2 separate regions of the Homo sapiens genome follow, and region 1 is linked to region 2. A link is a contact called in ENCODE Hi-C or POLR2A ChIA-PET data. All regions are on one chromosome and are shown on one strand. The core of a region is the stretch at or near the end of the contact, and the rest is flanking DNA. Distances in the headings are between cores, read along the strand shown.

Region 1 (5,576 bases), core at 665-3,164, 70 kb before region 2:
GTCTCAAACTCCTACCCTCAGGTGATCCACCCGCCTTGGCCTCCCAAAGTGCTGGGATTACAGGCGTGAGCCACCATGCCTGGCCTTTTTTCCAGTCTTTTAGATATTATCATGAACACTACATTTAAAAACATTTGTGCACAAGTTTTTGTATGGACGTATGTCTTTAATTCTCTTCAGCATATTCTTAGGAGTGGAACTACTGGGTCACGTGGTAACTCTATGTTTAACATTTTGAGGAAATGCTCAACTGTTTTCCAAAGTTGCTGCATCTGTTTTTTTTGTTTGTTTGTTTGTTTGTTTTTTTGGACTGGGTCTCACTCTGTCACCCAGGCTGGAGTGCAGTGGTGCAATCATGGGTCACTGCAGTCTCCACCTCCCAGGCTCAAGGGATCCTCCCACTTAAGCCTCCTGAGTAGCTGGGACCACAGGCATGCACCACCACACCCAGCTAATTTTTGTGTTTTGTGTAGAGATGGGGTTTTGCCATGTCACCCAGGTTGGTCTTGAACTCCTGGACTAAAGCGATCTGCCTGCATCAGCCTCCCAAAGTGCTGGAATTATAGGCATGAGTCACTGCACCCAGGCTAGCTGCATAAGTTTCTTTATTTATTTTTGAAATGGAGTCTCACTCTGTCCCCCAGGCTGGAGTACAGTGGCACTCTGCAACCTCTTGGCTTGCTGCAACCTCTGCCTCCCAGGTTCAAGTGATTCTCCTGCCTCAGCCTCCCGAATAGCTGGGATTACAGGTGCCCACCACCACATCCAGCTAATTTTTGTATTTTTAGTAGATATGGGGTTTCACCATGTTGGCCAGGCTGGTCTTGAACTCCTGACCTCAGGTGATCTGCCTGCCTCGGCCTCCCAAAGTGCTGGGCTTACAGGCATGAGCCCCCGCTCCCAGCCAGCAGTTACTCAATTCTAATGATGTAGTGCGGAAGCAGCCATAGACAATATAGAATGAGTGAGGTGTGACTGTTTCAATAAAACCTTATATATAAAATTAGAGTGAGCAGATTTGGCCCATAGGCCATAGTTTACTGATCCTTCCAGTAGTCTGTTGTAATATGTCAAACTGGACACATCTTTAATAGCTGAAAGAGACTGAGAAGTTATGGAATCTGATCTACATGTCATTAAAGACTCTATTACCGTCTGCGGCCATACCACCCAGAACGCACCCAATCTCGTCTGACCTCAGAAGACTCTACTACCCGGGGTAAAGGGAAAAGATGGAAGAAATATGTAATTACCGTGTTTGTTTCACCAGCAATAACAGTGAAATGGGATAAGTGCTGTGATAACTCATTCTATGAGTGCCTTAACCTAGTTCAGGGTGGGGACAGAAATATGAGGGGAGAGGAGAGTGATGCGGAGGCTGAGGTCTGAAGGGTGAATGGGAGCTGGTGGTAGGAACAGGAGAGTGTTCAGGTGAAGAAAACCGGTGGCAAGAACAGGATTACTGTGTTGAAAGGAACTGAGAAAACGTCAGTGTTGCTGGAGCCCACAGTGTGTGAGGTGAGTTCAGAGCTGTAGAGGCCAGGCGATGAGTCTCTTGTAAACCAAGTTAAGGAATTTTTACTTTGATTTTTATTCTGAGGGCAACAGAAAGCTATGAAAGGGTCGGGCACAGTGGCTCATGCCTGTAATCCCAGCCCTTTGCAAGACCAAGGCGGGCGGATCACTTGAGGTCAGGAGTTTGAGACCAGCCTGGCCACATGGCAAAACCCCGTCTTTACTAAAAATACAAAAATTAGCTGAGCATGGTGGTGTGTGCCTGTAGTCCCAGTTACTCAGGAGGCTGAGACAAGGAGAATCACTTGAACCCAGGAGGCGGAGGTTGCCATGAGCCAAGATTGCACAACTGCACTCCAGCCAAGATTGCGCAACTGCATTCCAGCCTGGGCGGCAGAGTAAGACTCTGCCTCAAACAAAAGAGAAAAGAGAAAAGAAAGAAAGCTGTGAAAGGACTTGGGGTTTTAAGAGCTGTGTTTCAAAAGGATGACTCTGGCTAGGCAGACGCACTCACCTATAAAATGGAAATAATACCTACTTCCCAGTGTTGCTGTGGCAATGAAATAAATATGAGCACAATGGCTCATAGTAAATACACAGTAGAATTGTCATCAGAAGCAGTAGTAGGAAAAGTGACCCATAAATCAGATTTTGATTAGACACCTAAGAGAGTAAATCAGAAGTAACAACTGTGGCTGGGCACGGTGGCTCACACCTGTAATCCCAGCACCTTAGGAGGTCAAGGCAGGCAGGTCGCTTGAGGCCAGGAGTTCGAGACCAGACTTGAGCCCAGGAGTTTAAGACCAGCCTGGGCAACATGGCAAAACCCCATCTTTACAAAAAAAAAAAATTACAAAAATGAGCCGAGTGTGGTTGTCTATTCCTGTGGTCCCAGCTCCTCAGGAGGCTGAGGTGGGAGGAACGCTTGAACCTGGGAGGGAGAGGTTCCAGTGACCCAAGATTGTGCCATTGCATTTCAGCTGGGTGACAGTTTGGGACCCTGTCTCAAATAAATAAATAAATAAATATAAAAATGAGATACCTACACCTAAAAGAAGCAGAGGAGGCAATTCATTCACCAGTGAACTAGAGGTGTTTTTTTTTTTTTTTTTTTGAAACGGAGTTTGGCTCTCGTCGCTCGTCGTCCAGGTTGGAGTGTAATGGCACAATCTTGGCTCACTGCAACCTCGCCCTCCCGGGTTCAAGCGATTCTCCTGCCTCAGCCTCACAAGTTGCTGGGATTACAGGGCCTGCACCACCACGCCCGGCTAATTTGTGTGTATTTTTAGTAGAGACGAGGTTTCGCCATGCTGGTCAGGCTGGTCTCAAACTCCTGACGTCAGGTGATCCACCCCTCCTTGGCCTCCCAAAGTGCGGGGATAATAGGCATGAGCCACCACGCCCAGCTGAACTAGAGGTTTTAACAAATGTCCCGGTGACGGAAACTGAATGGGTAAAAGTTAATAATGAACCATATTGGAGAAAGCGACAAATTAGAAAATGGGGGGGTGGGAAGGACGTTGGAAAAGAGAGTCTCCTTTAATGGTAAAATTCTAGAGAAGTTTCTGACTGGGAAATGAGAATTGAGATAAAGAGTTGAAGTAATAAATGGGCTGTAAATCTAAGTGTTAATTGAATGCTCCACTCAAACAACCCTCCACCACACAGCACAGCAGACTAGAACGGGAGGGTTCTTTTCTAAAGAAATTGACCTTGTCAGGCAGTGGGGTGGGGGAGAGAAACTAAACACTCTCTGAAGATAATGAAGACAGTTGAAGCGGGAGCTACCGTCCCAAATAAATTCCTCCTTTAGAGGTACCCTTTCACCGTCATGGCCCCTCCCATTCCTCCAGAAATGAAGCCTTCAGTCAGAAATCAAGTACACGCGAAATCCTGGAGAGCCTTTGCATTCACTCTTTTTTTCTTTCTTTCTTTCTTTTTTTTTTTTTTTTTTTTTGAGACGGAGTCTCGCTCTTTCACCCAGGCCAGAGCGCAGTAGCGTGATCTCGGCTCACTGCAACCTCTGCCTCCCAGGATTACAGGAGTCAACCACCGCGCCCGGCCTGCCTGATGTACATTTTTAAGAAAGAGTGAATGCAGCCAGTCCCGGTGGCTCATGCCTGTAATCCCAGCACTTTGAGAGGCCGAAGCAGGCGGATCATCTGAGGTCGAGAGTTCGAGACTAGCCTGGCCAACATAGTGAAACCCTGTCTCTACTAAAAATACAAAAGTTGGCCGGACACGGTGGTTCACGCCTGTAATCCCAGCACTTTGGGAGGCCGAGGCGGGCGGATCACGAGGTCAGGAGATCGAGACCATCCTGGCTAACACAGTGAAACCCCGTCTCTACTAAAAAATACAAAAAATTAGCCGGGTGTGGTGGTGGGTGCCTGTAGTCTCAGCTACCCGGGAGGCTGAGGCAGGAGAATGGCGTGAACCCGGGAGGCAGAGCTTGCAGTGAGCCGAGATCGCGCCACTGCACTCCAGCCTGGGCGGCAGAGCGAGACTCCGCCCCAAAAAAAAATAATAAAAAAAAAAATACATCAGGCCGGGTGCTGTGGCTCATGCCTATAATCCCAGCACTTCGGCAGGCTGAGACAGACAGAATGCTTGACCTCAGGAGCTCAAGACCAGCCTGGGGCCACACACAGTGGCTCACACCTGTAATCCCAGCACTTTGGGAGGCCGAGGCAGGTGGATCACTTCAGTTCAGGAGTTCGAGACTAGCATGGCCAACATGGCAAAACCCCGTCTCTATTAAAAATACACAAATTAGCTGGGTGTGGTGGCACATGCCTGTAGTCCCCGCTACTTGAGAGGCTGAGGCAGAAGAATCGCTTGAACCCAGGAGGCGGAGGTTGTAGTGAGCCAAGATCGCACCACTGCACTCCAGCCTGGGTGACAGAGCGAGACTCCATCTCTAATAATAATAATAATAATAAAAGACCAGCCTGGGCAACATAGTGAGACTCTGTCTCTATAAAAAAACACAAAAATTAGCCAGGTGTGATGGCACACGCCTGTAGTCCCAGCTATTCAGGAAGCTGAGGTGGGAGGACTGCTTAAGTCTAGGAGGTGGAGGCTGTTCATACCACTGTACTCCAGCCTGGGTGACAAAATGAGACCCTGTCTCAAAACAAAACAAAACCCCAAACAAACACCAAACAAGACTTTACAGGCATTTGAGGAAAGCTTGCTATGTGAAAGAAGACCAATATAAACAAGTATAAAAAAGGATTTCAGAGGTAGCACAGATAATTTAAGAGATCCTAGTTAGTATTTTTAGGGAAATGTGAGGCTATTGCATCCATTAAACAACAACAGGGTGCTCTGAAAAATGAATAGAGAACAAGAAAGTCCTCTTGGAACTAAAAACCTGGTTGCTAAAATTAAAAAACAAATTGTAGTTGAAGGATTTGAAATAAAAGGTGGTAAAATTTCCCAGAATGCAGGAAGTTTGAGAACTGACCCCAAAATAAATAGAAAACTTGAAAAGGCCAACCATCAAGAAGAGATTTATCCAAGTCACAACATAAGAAGGAGGAGGAGGAAGAGGAGGAGGAGGAGGAGGAGGAGGAAGAAATAGAGATTGGAAAGTGACTAAATTGCTATTATTTTCTTTTCTTTCTTTTTTTTTTTTTTTTGTTAAGACAGAGTTTTGCTCTTTTTGCCCAGGCTGGAGTGCAATGGCGGGATCTTGGCTCACTGTAAACCTCCACCTCCCGGGTTCAAGCAATTCTCCTGCCTCAGCTCCCCAAGTAGCTGGGATTACAGGTGAGCGCAACCATGCCCGGCTAATTTTGTATTTTTAGTAGAGATAGGGTTTCACCATGTTGGCCAGGCTGGTCTCAACCTCCTGACCTCAAGTGATCCTCCTGCATCCGCCTCCCAAAGTGCTGGGATTACAGGCGTGAGCCATCACGCCCTGCCTATTATTTTCTTTTTTTTTGAGACGAAGTCTTTCTCTGTAACCCAGGCTTGCGTGCAGTGGTGCAATCTCGGCTCACTGCAACCTCTGCCTCCCAGGTTCAAGTGGCCCAGGTTCAAGCGATCCTCTTGCC
Region 2 (5,342 bases), core at 931-3,430:
CAAAAGTGTTGGGATTACAGGCATGAGCCACCGTGCCTGGCCACCCCAGGAATATTTGATAACATCAACATCAAATCATTCCTGCCTGCCCTCATGCAGGGACTTCTCACTTAGAAAGTTCTATAGACCCAATGGGCAGGACAGGAAGATAGAGAAGAAAACACCATCTTTAATCAACCCGCCTGCACAGAAACCAGGAGAGCACTCCCCTCCTTGCAAGGTCCCAGTGAAAAGAGAACCTGGTCCCCTTGCAAAAACCATCTTATAAAAACAAAAGGCTTCAAAGCACCAGTGGCTACACCCGTTGAGTAGAAAGGGGCTTGGGGGAGAGTTGGGGTGAGAGAGGTGAGGGCTGGAGGCAGGGCTGGCCCAGTGAAGGGCAGTAGCTTAGCCTGAGGGAGCTGCCCCCCTCTCAAGCTGTACCCACCAGCTGGGAGCTCCATGCCTGTGGGGGCCAGAGGAACTCCTGGGCCTGGCTGCTTGCATTTGGGATGGTGGGGTGGGGTTGCCAGCCTTGCTCAGGATATTTTGGCCTTAGAGAGTAGGGAATGATAGATTGGAGGGTAGTGGGAGAGGAGCGGAATGGTCACCACAGACAGGCTCAGGTGTGCAAACCATCTGCACCATCTGGGTGCCCCCCAGTTCCTCCATGTCTCCTGCCCTCCTTTCTAACCCAGGGCCATGCCTCTTTCACAGATGAAATGCTGAGACCTGATCCTCTCTCTATGGACGCACCAGGCAGTGCGTGGGATGCAGCGTCCTCAGGAGTGTCTGTGGAGGGAGGTGGGGAAAGTGTTCTCACCTCTACTTGCCCCCAAGGAAGGGTGAGGGTGCTGGCAATCCCGACTCCCCGACTACTCACACCCCCATCTGCCCCTTCAGAACTCCTTCTGGGCTTGTTAGAGGAGGCTTCTGGCCATTGGATTGGTTGTAAATGCTGGTGATCTGTAAACACTGGAGTCTGGGCAGCGCTGACCAGCATTGCTCCTCTCTGAAACCACAAGCCTTCCAACTGGTGAGGTGGATGGAGCCGTCAGGGGTGAGTGGAGTTGTGGAGGTGATGGGGATACAGTAGAACCAGCCTCAGGGACCTGGAAGGGGGTGGAGTGACTGAGTTGGGGCCCCACTTTCCTGGAGGAGAGAGCTTGAAAGATTTGCCAAGGGTGGACAGAGGCTGAGTGTAGGAAGGCTTCTCTGTGGGTGGGGCTGAATTTGGGGCTTCATCCATCCAGTTCCCAATAAGAGAACGAATGGGTATATTGCTTTAAGAGAGGCATTGGCAAGTGGTGGTGGTGGTGTGTGAATATGGTGGAGACCACATAGGTCCAAGATGGAGGGGGGCTTGGAAATGGAACTCAGAGAGCAGACACTGGGTTTTACAGTCAGAAACTGCAGAAAGTACACTGTGTTCAAGGCCCACTTCCACCAAAAATCTAGCTGTGTGGCCTCAAGCAAATCACATCTCTGGGCCTCAGTTTTAATGTACTGCAAAATGAGAATTTTAATCCCAGTCTAGCTCAGGGAATTGAGTTAAATGAGAAGTCTAAAAGAGTCCATTTGCTAAGGGATTAATTACTTGAGGTGCGGAAACCGAGGCTCAGAGAGGGCAAGGGCTTTGCTAGACGTCACAGTCAGTGATGGACCTGCGATTAGAACCCAGGAATCCTGCTCCTAGTTCACAGTAGCTTTCCCCAGAGCTGGTGAGTGAGTGTGGTGGGATGGGATGGGTCTGATGTCCTGCTGTTTTTGGACAGGGGGGCAGGATGCTGGGTGAAGAGTGAAAGGGAGAGGCTGGAGAAGAGAGGAAGGCCCCAGCTCACGCCAAGGCTGAGATTAAAAACAAACAAACAAAAAACAAAAAACCCGTGGTGCCCCTCCCCCGCCCCGCCCCACTCCTCCGAAGTCCGGGCTGCGAAGAGCCAAGCTCAAATCCAAGTCCAAGTCCAAGTCCACGTCCAAGTCCGCATCTCCAGATGCAGACGCGGGGTTGGGCACAGGCTGCAGTGAGCGCGCGGGCCACCAGGGGGACACGCCTGCGCCTTGGCCCGAGCTCGCGGCAGCTGCGGTCAGCCCAGGGCGAGGCGCCGGGGTGGGCGCGGGGCAGAGGCTACCCCGACCTGCGGGAAACAAAGGCAGGTTAGGGAGAGTGGATCCCAAAAGTATGGGGGCGGAGAGACCCGGTTGCCCTGCCCACTCCTCCATCCCCTCCTTTTCGCAACCCCGACGCCCAGGCCTCCCCAAGCCAGCAGGGGGCCGTGACCCACGTGTACAGAGGCTGCAGCTGTAAATGCGACGTCTTCTGGGGCGCCTGGTATCCGTAGGAGTCAAAGCCGCCGATGAAGTCAACTGCGGAAGAGGGGCGGCGCATGTTAGGGATCGGCGGCGGGGGCGAGGAGAGGGAGACTGGGTCCTGAAGGGGAAGAATCTGAGGGCAGGACTCCCACCCTAGGAAGCGGAGCCAGAGAAGCCATGAGGAGGGGAGGGGCGAGGGTCAGACCCCGTGCAGGGCCTGGGGCGGGGCTTCGGCTGGACCCTGAGGGATGGGCCTCTGGGGGTCTGGAGGCGGCGAGGCCGGGCCAGCTGAGGGTCAGGCCCCAGTCCTTAAGGCTTGGGCCTGGGAGGCCGGGCAGTCCTATGGGAGAGAAGGCTCTCAGGGGCGGGGCTAGAGCCTCTAAACGGGACAAGACCTCTGATGGGGTGGGGCGAGATTGGGGAAAGGGGGTGCTGGGGCCAGGGACTGGGCACCTGGACGTCTGGACCCCAGCCTGGAACGGGCTGGTATGCAGAGCCTTCCATACCAGCCGCCTCTTCCCCTCGAAAGGGGCCCGTGGCCGACCCTGGGCTCCCTCCCGCCGGGGCCAGTCACAGGCCTCTGTCCAGGGTGCTGAAGGCGCAGGGCCAGATTCCCCACTTCCCCAGGGGCGCCTTACTCACAGCTGTCCTCCTCCTCCAGGAACACTTTGCTCACGTAGCAGGCGAACACGAAGCCGAACAGCTGGGAGTGGAGATGACACGTCAGGGAGGAAGGAGGAGTGGGAACCTCTTCCTCCGCCCCCTGCCGGGCCCTGTACGCTCTGACTGGCAAGGGAGGAGGCATGCCAGGATGAAGGCAAACCGTAACAACTTCCAATTAAATGTTTTCACCTTAAAGTCAAACATACATGGTCTAACTCTTCTGAAAGTGTAACTTGAGACAAGTAATCATTTTACCTCTTTGAGCCTCAGTTTTCCCACTTGGACTTGGGCAATACCTTATGGCTTGTTAAGAAGAAAGAGGATTATGTGACTTTGTGGGTACAAAGTGCCTAGGACAGGGCTGGCCCTTCTAGAAACAGGAACTACTCCTATCTTGGAGTTTCTTTCTTTCTTTTTTTTTTCTTCCCTTCCCTTCCCTTCCTTTCCTTCTTTCTTTCAGACAGGGTCTCACTCTGTCACCCAGGCTGTAGTGCAGTGCTGCAATCATGGCTCACTTCAGCTTCAACCTCCTGGGCTCAAGTGATCCTCCTGCCTCAACCTCTCAAGTAGCTGGGTCCACAGGCATGAGGCATCACGCCCACTGGGGTCACTTTCTTATTCTCACAACTCTGAGGCTGGTATTGTCATTCTTTTTTGTGAATAAGGAAACAAGCTCCGAGAAGGCAGGTGACTTGTCCAAAGTCACATAGTGGGTGTATTGAGCACTTAAACCCAGGATTGATTCATAGTCTGATGCCTCATCCTACTCACTAAACCTGTTCACTCTGCACAGGGGCTGGGGCAGCGGTGAGGGAAGACGGTACAGGATATGGAAACAGATCCAGACAAAAGGACAGACAGGCGGAAGACCTAGGTTCATTCCCTCTTTTTTTTTTTTTTTTTTTTTTTTTTTTTTTTATGGAGTTTCGCTCTTGTTGCCCAGGCTAGAGTACAATGGTGCAATCTTGGCTCACCGCAACCTCCACCTCCTGGGTTCAAGCAATTCTCCTCCCTCAGCCTCCTGAGTAGCTGGGATTACAGGCATGTGCCACTATGCCTGGCTAATTTTGTATTTTTAGTAGAGACGGGGTTTCTCCATGTTGGTCAGTCTGGTCTTGAACTCCTGACCTCAGGTGATCCACCAGCCATGGCCTCCCAAAGTGCTGGGATTGCAGGCGTGAGCCACTGCGCCCAACCCATCCCCTCAACCAGAGCTAAAGAAAGGGATCGGGAAGTGTGTGTAGGGTGGGGGACAGAAGGACTTACTGCCAGGAAGATCTGCAGGGCGCTGCTGAGGGCTTCAATGTAGGGGTAGTCAAGCAGGCAGCCAGTGACAGAGATGACATGGTGGTCCTCCAGAGCCAGGCGGGAGTTCAGAACAGGTGTCACCAGGCAGCCTGGCCCATTCTCCATCCACCAGGAGCGGTGCAGGGATGTGTTGAAGGTCATGATGAAGTCCCGGTCCTGGGGGCAAAGGGGCCTGGGATACTGAGTGTGAGGGAGAGGGAGGGGGGAGCTACTCCCCCAGCCCAGGAAGACTATATTGATCGGTGAAGGGATTCAGGGAGCCTGCACCTGCAAGTCCATATTTGACCAACAGGTGGCACTTAATGACCACACAGGCCTCACTCTTTTGTCACTGAGATGGGAAGGGGTTTGTGTGGACTCACAGGGGCCTCAGAATTTTCAGAGCTGGAAGGAACATTAACAATTTCCCAGCCACAGGTGAAATCCTCAGTACCAGCCCCTTAACAGCCCATTCAGTATCTCCACTGCTCCCCCTGTGTGCGACCCTGGGCGAACCTCTCCTTTGGGGCCTTGGTCTCCACATTTGTTAAATGGAGAAGGGGCTGGCCTAGATCAGAAGTTCTTACCCAGGGTGTGTACCCATGTGCCCATCCATGCAGTCACTCATTCAACAGATAAATACTCACTGCCTGCCGACCAGGGGCCAAGCACTCAGATGTGTGACCTTATTTTATCCCCTCAGCAACCACATGAAGTTGCAGTTGCTCTTATGTCCACTTACTAGATGAGGAAACTGGGGCTCAGAGAGGATCAGCCACTTGCCCAGGGTAATACAGCTAGAAGGTTTTAGAGCTGGGATTTGAATCTAGCAGGGTCAAACTACAAAGCCAATGCTCTTAAATTCACATATTTTGCCTCTTTTATATCTAAAAATAGAAGTTGTGTCTCTCTGGGCTTGCTCTTATTCAAGCGAAACAGTCCTACTTTCTTGGTCTGCTCAATCTTCCCTGAACAAACTCTAACTAGTCTCTTTCCCTTCTGAAAAATATTGATCAGAATTAACCCAAATCTTTGTGGTCTAAGCACTACAAAGCGCATGGCATTTTCACCTCCCTTGCTCTGAATACTCTACCTCTATT

What was found. Hi-C counts contacts between places; a loop is a spot of excess contacts on that map. ChIA-PET counts read pairs that join two places held with the same protein, here RNA polymerase II (POLR2A).
Region 1: a map of breast epithelium shows a loop between it and region 2 (12-fold over the local background). The contact joins two enhancer-like sites. A Hi-C loop is called at or near these places in 1 of 168 maps with a recorded cell type or tissue (breast epithelium). POLR2A ChIA-PET finds 5 or more read pairs at or near these places in 5 of 52 experiments (A549, HepG2, Panc1 and 2 more).

The regions. Positions count from the first base shown.
Region 1 is chr1:31,109,542-31,115,117 of GRCh38, forward strand. No RefSeq gene overlaps it. Among named protein-coding and RNA genes, the nearest start is that of PUM1, 47 kb to the left of the region's middle. RefSeq lists enhancers at 1,173-2,114, 3,057-3,997. Within about 2 kb of position 1,915, at least 3 of the 41 ENCODE cell types and tissues checked have a DNase peak (open chromatin) inside an H3K27ac peak, as active enhancers do.
Region 2 is chr1:31,179,596-31,184,937 of GRCh38, forward strand. It overlaps NKAIN1 (sodium/potassium transporting ATPase interacting 1), which reads right to left. Exons shown (of 7, transcript NM_024522.3): 4 at 4,222-4,419; 5 at 2,935-2,995; 6 at 2,265-2,346; 7 at 150-2,117. The coding sequence ends at 2,108. Among named protein-coding and RNA genes, the nearest start is that of NKAIN1, 58 kb to the right of the region's middle. RefSeq lists a silencer at 2,019-2,268 and an enhancer at 4,387-4,681. Within about 2 kb of position 2,181, at least 2 of the 41 ENCODE cell types and tissues checked have a DNase peak (open chromatin) inside an H3K27ac peak, as active enhancers do.